Regions from separate parts of the Homo sapiens genome. Here region 2 is linked to region 1. Evidence: chromatin contacts called from ENCODE Hi-C or POLR2A ChIA-PET data. All regions are on one chromosome and are shown on one strand. Each heading gives the region's core, a stretch centred on a gene start or an enhancer-like site at or near the end of the contact. The rest is flanking DNA. Distances are from core to core; before and after follow the strand shown. Region 1 holds the start of SLC35G4 (solute carrier family 35 member G4). Region 2 holds the start of GNAL (G protein subunit alpha L).

Region 1 (6,534 bases), core at 2,138-4,637:
TCCACTTCTAGACATAAATCCAAGAGAATTGAAAACATAGGTGCACACAGGCACTTGTACATGAATATTCATGGAAGCATTATCCACAACAGCCAAAAAGTGGAAACAGTCTAAATGTCTATCAAGATGAATGAATAAATAAAATGTAGTGTATGCATGCAGTGGAATATTATTTGGCCATGAAAAGAAATGAAGCACTGATGCAGGCTGCAACATGGATGAACTTGAAAACTTTATGTTACATGAAAGAAGCCAGTCATAAAAGGTCACACGCTGTTATTCCTATTATAGGAAATATCCAGATAGGCATGTCCATAGAGACAGAGAGGAGAGACAATGTATTTTGCAGATGAAAAGATCTTAACTGTAATGAAGTCTATAATTCTGTTTCTGTAGTAGTTCCAACTTTTGATACTCTGTTTAGGAAACCCATGCTATTTACAGGTTACTAAGAATTTATTTTCTTCCAGAAGTTCTACAGTTTTTAGTTTTACCTTTAGATCCTTTATCCATTCTAAGTTAATTTTTGTGTATGGTGTGAAGTGTAAGGGTTGAGAGTTATTCATTTATTTTTGCATACAGCTTTTCTATCAATCCAGCATTGGTTGGAAAGATTATTCTTTTCCACATTACTTTGCCTCCAATTTTCTATTTCCAGAGTCTTTTTTACATTTCATTGATCTATAGATTTACCTTCATGCCAATATGGCATTGTGTTTTCATTGAAAAGACCCATAGGGGTGTGAGACATCATTGAGCTTCTTAGATCTCTGGGTTAATAGTTTTCATGAAATTTAGAAAATTTTTGGCCATTACTTGCTAACGTATTTTTTATGTCCCGTCAGAGAGCTCCACTTTTTTTTTGTGAATTAAATGGTATGTTTACTAGATGGCTTGATGTAGACCTACAGTTAACTGGTACTTTGTTCTTTTTTTTTTTTTTTTTTAAGACACGGTCTCACTCTGGCGCCCAGGCTGGAGTGCAGTGGCGCAAACTCTGCTCACTGCAAGCTCCGCCTCCCGGGTTCACACCATTCTCCTGCCTCAGCCTCCGGAGTAGCTGGGACTACAGGCGCCCACCACCACACCTGCCTAATTTTTTGTATTTTTAGTAGAGACAGGGTTTCACCATGTCAGCAAGGATGGGGGTCTCAATCTCCTGATCTCATGATCTGCCCGCCTCGGCCTCCCAAAGTGCTGGGATTACAGGTGTGAGCCACCACGCCCGGCCCTAGATTTATATGTTATTGTTAGAGATAATACAGATCATTTGTATGCTTTGCCCAGTTTTCATCAATGGTAACATTTTGCTAAGTTGTACTATAGGGACATCCCTCAGTATCCAAGCAGGATTAGTTCCAGGACCCTCGCAGATACCAAAATCCATGGATGCTCAAGTCCCTGATATAAAATGGCATAGTATTTGCATATAACCTACCCACATCCTCCTGTATACTTTAAATCATCTCTAGATTACTTTTAATACCTAATGTAATGTCAAGGCTATGTATGGCAGCTGTTATGCTGTATTGGTTTTTGATTATATTATTTTTTATTGCTTTATTCTTCACATATTTTCCATCTGTAGTTGTTTGAATCAGTAGATGCAGAACCTCAGGCTACAGGGGGTTGACTGTAATATCACAACCAGGATACTGACATTGATACAATGTACCAATGTTATCCAGAGATTCCTGGTGTTACTTGCACCCTGTGTGTAGGTGTCTCTATCTGTGTCTATTACGTTGCATACAATTTGATCACCTGTGCAGGTTCATGTATTCACCACCATAGTTGTAATACTGAACAGTTCTAACACTACAAGTCCCCTTTGTACTGTCCTCTTATAATTGCAGCCACCTCTCTCTTGCCCCTCTACCACCTCTTTCATCTCTAAGTCCTGACAACCACTGATCTGTTCTCCATTCCTGAAATTTTGCCATTTCAAAATGTTTTGTCAATAGAATTATACTGTAATGTTTTGGGACTGTTTCTCCCCACAAGCATAATTCCCTGGAGATTCATCCAAGTTGTTATTTGCTATCCAGTGTATTTTAATGTTAGACATTGTCTTTTTCATCTCTAGAAATTTGAGTTGAGTCATTTTTATATCTCTTATATTTCTAATTTTGTGGATGCTTTACTATTTTGAACATGTGGTGCATATTTATACTAACTGTTTTAATCTCCTTTTCTAGTCACTAATACATCATTTCTATGTCTGCTTCTGTTGATTGATTTTTATTTTCATGACGGGTCATTTTTTTCCTCTGAATGGTTAGGTCCTTAATTTTTTTTTTTTTTTTTGTCTTCAGTCTTTGCCTTTATTTATCCCTGTCCCTCCCAACCCCCAGGCTCCCAAGTTCTATCTCACTCCTCCACCTTCCCTGTCCTCTCACAGATGAGGTTCCGGGCTGTAATGATGGCAATGCTGCCCAGCACAACCCCTGCCCCCATGATGTCAGAAGGTGCCACAGTCTCATGGAGCATAAAATACTGCAGTATAAGGGCCATCACCACCTCGGAATGCAGGACAGCACACACCAGGGCAGGGTGGGCCTTGGTGACCGCATAGCCCACACATGTGAAGGAGACCAAGGTGAGGATCCCCACTGCCCCCACACAACTCCAACTCAGGAGGTCACTGGGCAACACGGGGGACTGCAGCACAAAGAGGCCTGGCACAGAGCCCAGCAGCCCCACCAAGCCAGATAGGAAGGCCACTGTTGGGAGGCAGGAGGGAAAGTGCAGAGAACGATAGACGAGAAGCCCCAGGGACAGCGCCAGTCCTCCCAGGAAAGCCTGCACATAGCCCAGGCCGGTGTAGACACCCGTGGTCCCCTCCTGTAGTGTCCAGAGTCCAGGTCCCACAATGATTATTAGTCCTAGGATGCTGCCCAACAGTCCACACCAGTCGTAGCCACTGAGAACCTGGCTCTCAAGGCAGAGGGTGAGGATGGCGGAGCAGACGGTGGAAGAATGTTTGCGAACAGTGGCAGCATTGCCAGTGGGCACCACCTGAACCGCACTATAGGCACATCCAATGTTGAGGACGTTGAGCAGGGCACAGAAGCAGGTGCGGCCTCGGATGTCAGGAGGTCCCAGAAGGGGGTCGCCACGCAGTTTAAGTAGCAGGGCAATAGGGAGGTGGAAGAGGCATCGACAGATGACCAGCTCCAGCGAGGGCAGGTTGGAAGCCTGGTAAGCCATACGAGAAAGGGGGCCCACGAAGCCAGCAGGCAGGCCCCCACCCAGCAGGGCCACCAGCAGGCCATTGGTGGCATCAGAGGGCTGGCAGCGCTGGTGCCAGTGGAGGCTGGGTGGAGTGGAGGGCGGCGATGGGTGTGTGGAGTCAGGCAGGTTGAAGTAGGGGTGACTGCCAGCCATCTTTCCTTGGACTTTCTCCTCTCCTCCTGGCTCAGGGAGCCTGGGCCCCTCAGAGCTCCAGCCACTGTGACCTCATTGGAGTTGGGGTGGGGTTCTTCCCTGGAACTATCCTGAGGTGGTAGCACGCCTATTTTCCCGCTGAGTCCAACTCTGCTTCTTTTCTTTCTTTCTTTTTTTTTTTGTTGATCATTCTTGGGTGTTTCTCGGAGAGGGGGATTTGGCAGGGTCATAGGACAATAGTGGAGGGAAGGTCAGCAGATAAACAAGTGAACAAAGGTCTCTGGTTTTCCTAGGCAGAGGACCCTGCGGCCTTCCGCAGTGTTTGTGTCCCTGGGTACTTGAGATTAGGGAGTGGTGATGACTCTTAACGAGCATGCTGCCTTCAAGCATCTGTTTAACAAAGCACATCTTGCACCGCCCTTAATCCATTTAACCCTTAGTGGACACAGCACATGTTTCAGAGAGCACAGGGTTGGGGGTAAGGTCATAGATCAACAGCATCCCAAGGCAGAAGAATTTTTCTTAGTACAGAACAAAATGGAGTCTCCCATGTCTACTTCTTTCTACACAGACACAGTACAATCTGATCTCTCTTTCTTTTCCCCACATTTCCCCCTTTTCTATTGGACAAAACCGCCATCATCATCATGGCCCGTTCTCAATGAGCTGTTGGGTACACCTCCCAGACGGGGTGGCAGCCGGGCAGAGGGGCTCCTCACTTCCCAGAAGGGGCGGCCGGGCAGAGGCACCCCGCACCTCCCGGACGGGGCGGCGGCTGGGCGGAGGCACCCCCCACCTCCCTCCCGGACGGGGCAGCCGGCCGGGCGGGGGCTGACCCCCCACCTCCCTCCCGGATGGGGTGGCTGGCCAGGCGGGGGAGGTCCTTAATTTTTGATCCCATTACAAACATTGTCATTTTCATGTTGTTGGGTGCTAGATTTACTGCTCTATATTCTTTTAAATGTTTCTGAGACTTGTTCTGTGATGCAGTCAAATTACTGGGAAATCTGGATGAGATTGGAGACTATTATTCTAAGTGAAGTAACTCAGGAATGGAAAACCAAACATTGTATGTTCTCACTCATAAGTGGGAGCTAAGCTATGAGGATGCAAAGGCATAAGAATGACACAATGGACTTTGGAGACCCAGGGGGAAAAGGTAGGAAGGGGAGAGGGATAAAAGAATACAAATTGAGTACAGTGTGTACTGCTTGGGTGATCAGTGCACCAAAATCTCACAAATCACCGCTAAAGAACTTGCTCTTGTTACAGACACCACCTGTTCCCCAGTAACCTATAGGGAAAAAAAAAAAAAAAGAAATGCAGGAGCTGAGTAATGGAGAATGTAACCCCTTGTAGAGATTTATGAGGTTTATTTTATATAGGAAATGCTAATAGAAGACTTTATATAGGAAATGCTAATAGAAGAAAGCAGACTGGCCTCTGTTTCCTCTGAACCATGGAAGAGTAAAATAACCATGAGTCAGCGGTTTGACTTAACTCTCTAACAGTGAGCAGGGCTGCTGGCTCTGATCACAGAAAGTGACCAATGCCAATTAGTAATCTTGTGCCAATTAGCACAAGGGCTGCTTTCACTGCAGTAATAAAAGTTCCCACGTGGCCAGAAACTTTTTGAGGGCTATCTCTGAGCCTTACATTAATCTTAAAAGGAAGGTTCCTTATGCATTCTGGCACTACTATGTCTGAATTGTGTGTGACCTAGAGCAAGTTATTAACTTCTCTGTGCCTCCATTTCCTCATTTGCCAAAATAGAGACAATAACATACCTAAGTTATAGGGTTGTAAAGAGCATTAAATTAGGTAATATTTGTAATGCAAGTTACCCATTCTCAATAAACACTAGTTGTTGTGAATGTAAAAAAATTACCTGGAAACGGTTTGATCCTTTGAGACTGAAATGACCTTACTTTATGGGTTATTTTGCCCCCTGGTGAGGTGATACCCTTTCTGGATTAGGTTTATTCCACTCCAGCTAGGGGAAATGTGAACTCTGACTGGTTCTGTGGGAACCCTAGGATCGTCTGCTTGCTGCTTTCCCGCTTTCTACCCCCAGAGCCTTAAATCAGCACAGCTTTAAAGTAAACCTCCATGCCAGCAGGCTCTGCGTACTCCTACCTGGCTCATATTGCTCTCTTCTGGAATGTCTTTGACATGTTTGCCAATTTGTATTTCAAAATAAATTTTATAACCAGCTTATAAACTTTATCACCACTGAAGTCTGAGCTGGACTTAGACTAAATCTATGAATTAATTTTGGAAGAATTATTTTTTGACCTTGAGCCTGTCTAACGACAAGATCTATCACCTCATATATTTAGCTCTTCTTTAATGTTTTTCAGTAAAGCTTTTAAATTTTCTTATAAAGAGACTGCATATTTAAAATTACTTTATACGTTTGGTTACTAGATATCTTCATTATTATTCTGGGAATTTCTATCAGATTTCTTTTGTGTGGAATTCCGTTTACTGACTCCCACTCTCGGCGTCCTTTCTCAGTGCTGTGAAGCAAACCCTCTCCCGTGGATCCATGATCACTTGTGCATAACAGGTAAAACATTTGAAACCTTGCATGTGTGAAAAGACCCTCTTCCTTTACTAGGATTGATAGTTTAGAGAGCTATAAAATTGTAAATTGGTAAGAAATTTTCCGCAGAATTTTGAATTGCAGCATTGTTTTCTAAGTTCTTGTGTTTCTGCTTAGAAGTTGGGTAAATCCTTATTCCTGATCACTTTTCCCCTTGAGACTATTTTCAGAATGTATTTGGCCAAAGAATCTGAAATTCTGATTATGTGCTTTTTGCATGGGTCATTTTTCATTAGTTCTTTCTGGGACATTTTCACATTCTCAGTGGAACAAATCCCATTTGGTTGTGGTGTATAATTATCTTTACCATTTTGTTTTCTTTTTACAACTCATTTAATTTATTGTCATTGCCGTTGGGGTACTCTGTTGGGGTAGTTTGATTGACCATTCTCCACAGCTGCCTCTGGAGATGCAGCAGACAGGTTCTAGGTCTCTGGGATGCATCATGCACAGGGTGGTACTAATTCCACTGGGGAAGCCCTCCATGGTCTTTTGTTCCCAATTCTGTTTCCTACTCAGTATGTGCTAACAGACAATTATTT
Region 2 (7,046 bases), core at 4,470-6,969, 80 kb before region 1:
CCCTAATCCCGCAGTGTCCTCGTAAGAAGAGGAAGAGACACCGGAGATCTCTCCCTCTTTTTGTGTGCACACAGAGGAAAGGCCATGTGAGGATACTGTGAGAACGTGGCCGTTTGCAAGCCAGGAAGGGAGCCCTCACCAGAAACCAACCCTGCTGGCACCTTGATCTTAGACTTCCAACCTCCAGAATTGTGAGAAAATAAACGTCTGTTTTTGGTCATTCAGCCTGTTGTGTTTTGGTAGGTAAGCAAGCTGACTAACACATACCTCATGCTCAAGACCATGGGAGTTATCTGAGAATTCCTCTCATTACCTACCCTCCGCACCCAGTCATCTGACCTGCTCCCCAAGCCCGTGAGCTCCCCACTCCTACTATACCACACTGCCCTAGTTTGGACCCCATGATTCCTTGTCTTGACCACTGCCTTCTAACTGGAAAGTTCCATCCCACCTCTGCACCTGCTTAAAATCCAGCCACGGCATGCTTCAACCATGCTCCATCTAAAAATTAAAACGGGAGCATATCTCCTCATAGTCACAGTGGCTCCCAGATTCTTGTGTTGTTGCCAGAGGATTGTGTGGGGTGCTACGTCCTGTGCAGGAAAGAAAGCTGAGTCATCAGGATCGACCCCATGGGGGAGAAAGAGCACCAAGACACCTATGGAGCAATGTACCCCAGTGCTCCATGAGAGGAGCACAAAGAATTCACAGGACACAGGGAGTTAAACCTTTATTTCCACTAGAGGACTATGGGAAGGTCTTCTTGAGGACTCATCATGATGGGAGACGGGACTAACCTCACACTAGCAGGCATGGAGTGATAAAGGGCACTTGACTGGACACAATGGCTCACACCTGTAATCCCAGCACTGTGGGCCAAGACAGGTGGATCACTTGATCTCAGAAGTCCAAGACCAGCCGGGGTAACATGGTGAAACCCCATCTCTATATAAAATACAAAAGTTAGTCAGCCATGGTAGCATGTACCTGTAGTCCCAGCTACTTGTGGGGCTGAGGCAGGAAGATTGCTTGAGCTGGGGAGGTCCAGGCTGCAGTGAGCCATGATCACACCACTGCACTCCTGACTGAGTGACAAAGTGAGATCCTGTCTAAAAAAAAAAAAAAAAAAATAGCGACATAGTCTTACTATGTTGCCCAGGCTGGTCTTCAACTTCTGGCCTCAAGTGATCTGCCCACCTCAGCATCCTAAAGTGTTGGGATTAAAAAAAAAAAAAAAAAAAGACACTGCTGGAGCAAGTGCACCTTCCCTGGGTCTGAGGTCTCTGAACCCAATGCCCAGCTTTCGGTGCACATTTCCAGAATAAACAAATGAATGTGGTCAGTGAGCAAGAATAAATGGCTGTTAAACACAATGGCAGCATAAGTAATTATCTGAGGATATTAATGGTCAATAAGTCATATTTCTGACTCAAAAATTTCCAGCTAAATCCATTTTAAAGCCTAATAAAATCAAGAACCTTTGTGTGTTTAACTCAAATCTATATAAAATTGATAAACAATGTCAACCTCATGTAACAGTATGCGTTTTAGTGTAGATATCACTGGGTGGAGGATACATACAATACACTCCCCCTGAAAAGTGAGTCATTTGATTTTACGTCATTTTAGATATGATGCTGATATATAAACTCTATGAGGCTATGAGATGATGTCTTCAAAGAGTACTTTCAAATGTGTTACAAGAAGCTGACTCTTTAGAGCTCACCATTCTATTCTTCAGACCATATCTCATCACATTTGTTTTTCACAGATTCATAGTCTAATAACTTTTATTATATATAAAGCATTTTCTGCTTCTCATATCCTTTATTTTAAAATTATGTTCAACTGTATAATCACATCAAAACAACACTATATTGTCACAACTCCTGATCCTATTTGTCTTATTTTTTTTTGTCAGTTTCTTGAGATGACAACTCTCCCCCCTTTAAAAAAATTCTCCCCTTTTTGAATTATTTTAATTTGATGCATTTTAAAAATTTTGGCTGAAGTAATTTCCAATTAATGTCTTTCCAGGTAGAGCATGGTGGCTCATGCCTGTAATCCCAGCACTTTAGGATGCTGACGTGGGTGGGTCAGTTGAGGCCAGGAGTTTGAGATCAGCCTGGCCAGCGTAGTGAGACTTGTCTCTATTCTTTTATTTGTTTATTTATTCATTTTTGAGACAGGGTCTCCAGCGCACCACCCAGCTAATTTTCGTATTTTTTTGTAGAGATGGGGTTTTACTATGCTACCCAGGCTGGTCTTGAACTCCTGAGATCAAGTGATCCACCAGCCCCAGCTTCTCAAAGTGCTGGGATTACAGGCGTGAGCCACCGCTGTGTCTCTATTTTTTTTTTAAGTTTCCTTCCAGAAAAATATGTGGATGAGGGTATACTTTGAGTACTTGCATATCCGAAGATTTATTTTACCCTCACACACCAACAATGGTTTAACGAGGTATGAAATTCTAAAGTTACACTTCTGTATCCTCAGACCTCTGGAAACGTGTGCTCTGCGATATTCTGGAGGTGAGCACTGGAGGGGAGAGCTCTGCTACCGCTCAGCCCGCGTCCCTGTTGAGATAACCTGAGTGTTTACTGTTTTTTGTTGTTGTTGTTGTTTCTTCAAAAATATTTCCCTTTGCTTTAGAAATTAGATATTTCAACAGGATACAACAGCTAGGTTTATGTTGTTTTAAATTATTCATTCTTGCAGTGGACAAGTCCTCTCAAACTCAATATTTATTGTATTCTAGATCTTAAATGAAAGTTGCATTCATTTATAAGCGGGCATCTTGCTAAAGTCATGGAATAGCTCCTTCTCCCATGCATAGCAGAGAGCACAGACCTGAACAACTATTCTTCCTTACACCTCACAAAATTGCGATCAAAAGCCCAATTATTATTATTTTGTCTTAAAATTTAAAAGGCAACAAGTAGTATCAGGAAATCGTGATTTTTTTTTCATTCTACGGTAGAGTGCATAGAACCATGTTTTCTAATTGTTGTAGGAGCACACGTATTTGCTATAGCTAAGCTCTGAAAAATACTACTAGGAGAGCAAGCATTTGGTTCCTTGAAAACGCTGGGATTCTGCACCCACCCTCCTGCACGCAGTTACACAGCGAGCACACTGCGGCCCGCCACCCTTTCGTGCAGCTGGTTCTCAAGCGGAGCAAATCTCCCAGAGCTGGGGTTGAGCTTCCAAAGTAAAATGCAAGTGCTTTGAGAAACCTGAGAAAAACAAGCAATGGGGAAAGGATTCCCTATTTAATAAATGATGCTGGGAAAACTGGCTAGCCATATGTAGAAAGCTGAAACTGGATCCCTTCCTTACACCTTATACAAAAATTAATTCAAGATGGATTAAAGACTTAAACGTTAGACCTAAAACCATAAAAACCCTAGAAGAAAACCTAGGCATTACCATTCAGGACATAGGCATGGGCAAGGACTTCATGTCCAAAACACCAAAAGCAATGGCAACAAAAGCCAAAATTGACAAATGGGATCTAATTAAACTAAAGAGCTTCTGCACAGCAAAAGAAACTACCATCAGAGTAAACAGGCAACCTACAAAATGGGAGAAAATTTTCGCAACCTACTCATCTGACAAAGGGCTAATATCCAGAATGTACAATGAACTCAAACAAATTTACAAGAAAAAAACAAACAACCCCATCAAAAAGTGGGCAAAGGACATGAACAGACACTTCTCAAAAGAAGACATTTATGCAGCCAAAACACACATGAAAAAATGCTCACCATCACTGGCCATCAGAGAAATGCAAATCAAAACCACAATGAGATACCATCTCACACCAGTTAGAATGGCAATCATTAAAAAGTCAGAAAACAACAGGTGCTGGAGAGGATGTGGAGAAATAGGAACACTTTTACACTGTTGGTGGGACTGTAAACTAGTTCAATCATTGTGGAAGTCAGTGTGGCGATTCCTCAGGGATCTAGAACTAGAAATACCATTTGACCCAGCCATCCCATTACTGGGTATATACCCAAAGGACTATAAATCATGCTGCTATAAAGACACATGCACACGTACGTTTATTGCAGCACTATTCACATTAGCAAAGACTTGGAACCAACCCAAATGTCCAACAATGATAGACTGGATTAAGAAAATGTGGCACATATACACCATGGAATACTATGCAGCCATAAAAAATCATGAGTTCATGTCCTTTGTAGGGACATGGATGAAATTGGAAATCATCATTCTCAGTAAACTATCGGAAGAACAAAAAACCAAACACCGCATATTCTCACTCATAGGTGGGAATTGAACAATGAGAACACATGGACACAGGAAGGGGAACATCACACTCTGGGGACTGTTGTGGGGTGGGGGGAGGGGGGAGGGATAGCTTTAGGAGATATACCTAATGCTAAATGACGAGTTAATGGGTGCAGCACACCAGCATGGCACATGTATACATATGTAACTAACCTGCACATTGTGCACATGTACCCTAAAACTTAAAGTATAATAAAAAAAAAATGCAAGTGCAGCTCAAGTTCTTTCTCAAAAGGCAGCAGGCCACACCCACCCACAACACTGTGATTGGAATAAAAGCTTTGCGGTCAAGCTAAAAGGCCTTATAAATCTCCTTTCATCTGTGTTCTTAAAACAAACTGCCAGCCTCCTCGTGTAGCAGGAAGTGAGAGGCTAGGGTAGACATCCCCGGGGATTCGACCCTGTGGAAGGTGATCAATCGAGGGGGAGACTTCCCAGAGAGGCTCATTAATTAGAGAGAGCGAGCGGCAGTAAGCTCAAGGCACTGGGAGGGGCAGAATCAGCCCGTAGTGTCCTCCCGGCTAGGTCAGGGGAACCATTCCACCCACAGTTTAAACGCTCTGTAGCCCGTCCGCGCCCGCCGCCCGTCCGGGTCCAGTCCCGGGATTCAGGAGCCCCTCCCGCCGCCGCTCCCCGGTGCCCGCCACCGCTCCCCGGTGCCCGCCGCCCCCGCGGGCCCGGCGCGCTGTCCCCGGGGCGTCAGCCGACCTCGCGGCCGGGACCTACCGAGCAGCAGGAGCCGGTGCGTCTGCTGCAGGTCGCGCTTCTGGTCGCGCAGCATGCGGTCGATGCCCCGGCTCACTTTCCTCGCCTCCTTGACCGCCTCGCGCTCCTTGGCCGCCTCGCGCTCCTCGGCACTCAGCTGCTCGGTGCGCTGCCGCTTCTCCTTCGGCTTGTCTGCTTTGGGCCGAGCGCATGCCGGGCTCCCTTCGCCGCCCCGAGGGAGCAGGGTCCGGGCCGTGTCCCTTGCGGCCGCCCGGACTGGGGCCAGGGCCGGGGCCGGGGCGGGCTGCGCGTCCTCCACCGGCGGCTCCGAGGCCGCGCAGGGGTCGTCCCCTGGGCCCCCGAAAAGCAGCGGCCGCAGACTGTAGCACAGACCCATGTGGGCGCGGCACAGCGGGGGCGGCGCGCGGGACTAGGGCAGGCTGGGCGCCGAGGGCGGCCTGGTTCCCGCGCCCAGTTCAGGCCGGCGCCTCAGCGGAGGGGCGGGAGGGGGCTGCACCCGGACCCTGTTCGGCGCTGCCGGCCGCCAGCTGCGGGAAGGGGGTGCGGCAGGCCGGGGCCGAGGGCCACAGCCCCTCACTGCCCCAGAGGGTCATTTTGCATTTTCTGCTGTGTGCAAGGGGTGGCGGCCGCCTTGGCTGGAGATCACTTGCTAACGCCCAGAGCGGACCGAACCGACGGGCCTCCGCGAGCCCGGCCCCCGTTACCGTAAATGCCGCCGCCGGTCCAGCCCTCGCTACCGTAAATACAGCTGGCTTTCGTTACCGTAAATACTGCCGCCCAGGCTGGTCCCCGTTACCGTAAATACCGTCGCGCGGGCGAGTATTCTGTACCGTAAATAATGCCGTCTGAGCCCGGCGCGCAGCTGCGGACAGTGCCGCAGTGGCTGTGCACTCAGCACCTGGAGCCGCAGTTGCGGCAATCAGAAAACCAGGGTGGCTTTGATCTTGGGCGATAGTAACCGAGGACGGAAAGCTGGGTGTAGGAATAGAGACCGTGGCTTTAAAGCCTTCAATTTCCCCAATCCATTTCTTGCAGAGATCTCTGCACCTTGCCACTCCCTTTTCTGTTCATTATCTTACACCCACGTCTGCACACTCTTTATCCCTACTTTAATAGTACTATACCTTTGATCTCTACAAAATCTCCAATTCTGGAGTCTGGTCCACGACACCATTTTCAACAATCTCCACCCTTAAAAATGAAAACCGAGCACATATAATTGCCATGTACTATTTATATTTGCTGAAATGAGAATATGAGATTATACACTGTATTTTCTTAATCCACAATATAGGGCAGAGAGGAGCAGATGCGCCTTCAGACTGGGTGCGCTCTCTCCATGACGCTGAGAAACAAGCCTGCCAGAGGTGCTATGTCTTCGGTTATTTCCCGCTGAATGCATAGCATCTTATAGAGCTTCTGCAACAGGTGAACATTTCAATATAGCTTGTGAAAAACCTGCTGTAAGATGTGTTCCTTGGAAAATGACATGGAATATTATAGCTGATAGTTAAATACATCTCTCATTAACACACCAGATTAGGCTGCTTAATGAAACACAGCATGCAGCACAGTGTGCACTGTACCCGTTGGCACTAGATGTAAATACTACATTGGATTACATTTTTTCTTTTTGAAACAGTCTGGCTCTGTTGCCCAGGCTAGAGTGCAGTGGTGCAATCACGGCTCACTGCAACCTCCGCCTCCCCGGTTCCAGTGGTTCTACTGCCTCAGCCTCCCGAGTAGCTGGGACTGCAGGCACCCACCACCACTCCCAGCTAATTTTTCTTTTTTTCTTTTTTTTTTTGAATTTTTAGTAGAGACGGTTTCACCATGTTGGCCAGGCTGCTGGTCTCGAACTCCTGACCTCGAGGGATCCACCCACCTTGCCTCCCAAAGTGCTGGGATTACAGGCGTGAGCCAGCGCGCCGGGCCTGGATTACATTTTTAAATCAAGAAGTTGGAGATCCGGCATTCACATTTCTTTTGGGGGTCCTACTGAT

The links. A loop is a pair of places that touch in the nucleus more often than their neighbours do. ChIA-PET counts read pairs that join two places held with the same protein, here RNA polymerase II (POLR2A).
Region 2: a loop to region 1 is called in a map with no recorded cell type, with 2.3 times the contacts of the local background. The contact joins the promoter of GNAL here to the promoter of SLC35G4 in region 1. A Hi-C loop is called at or near these places in 1 of 37 single-sample maps with no recorded cell type. POLR2A ChIA-PET finds 5 or more read pairs at or near these places in 2 of 52 experiments (PC-9 and activated CD4-positive, alpha-beta T cell).

Annotation. Positions count from the first base shown.
Region 1 is chr18:11,606,449-11,612,982 of GRCh38, reverse strand. It overlaps SLC35G4 (solute carrier family 35 member G4), which reads right to left and starts at 3,387. Exons shown (of 1, transcript NM_001282300.2): 1 at 2,371-3,387. The coding sequence starts at 3,387. The coding sequence ends at 2,371.
Region 2 is chr18:11,687,937-11,694,982 of GRCh38, reverse strand. It overlaps GNAL (G protein subunit alpha L), which reads right to left and starts at 5,719. Exons shown (of 12, transcript NM_182978.4): 1 at 5,044-5,719. The coding sequence starts at 5,419. RefSeq lists an enhancer at 5,328-5,828 and a silencer at 5,767-5,916.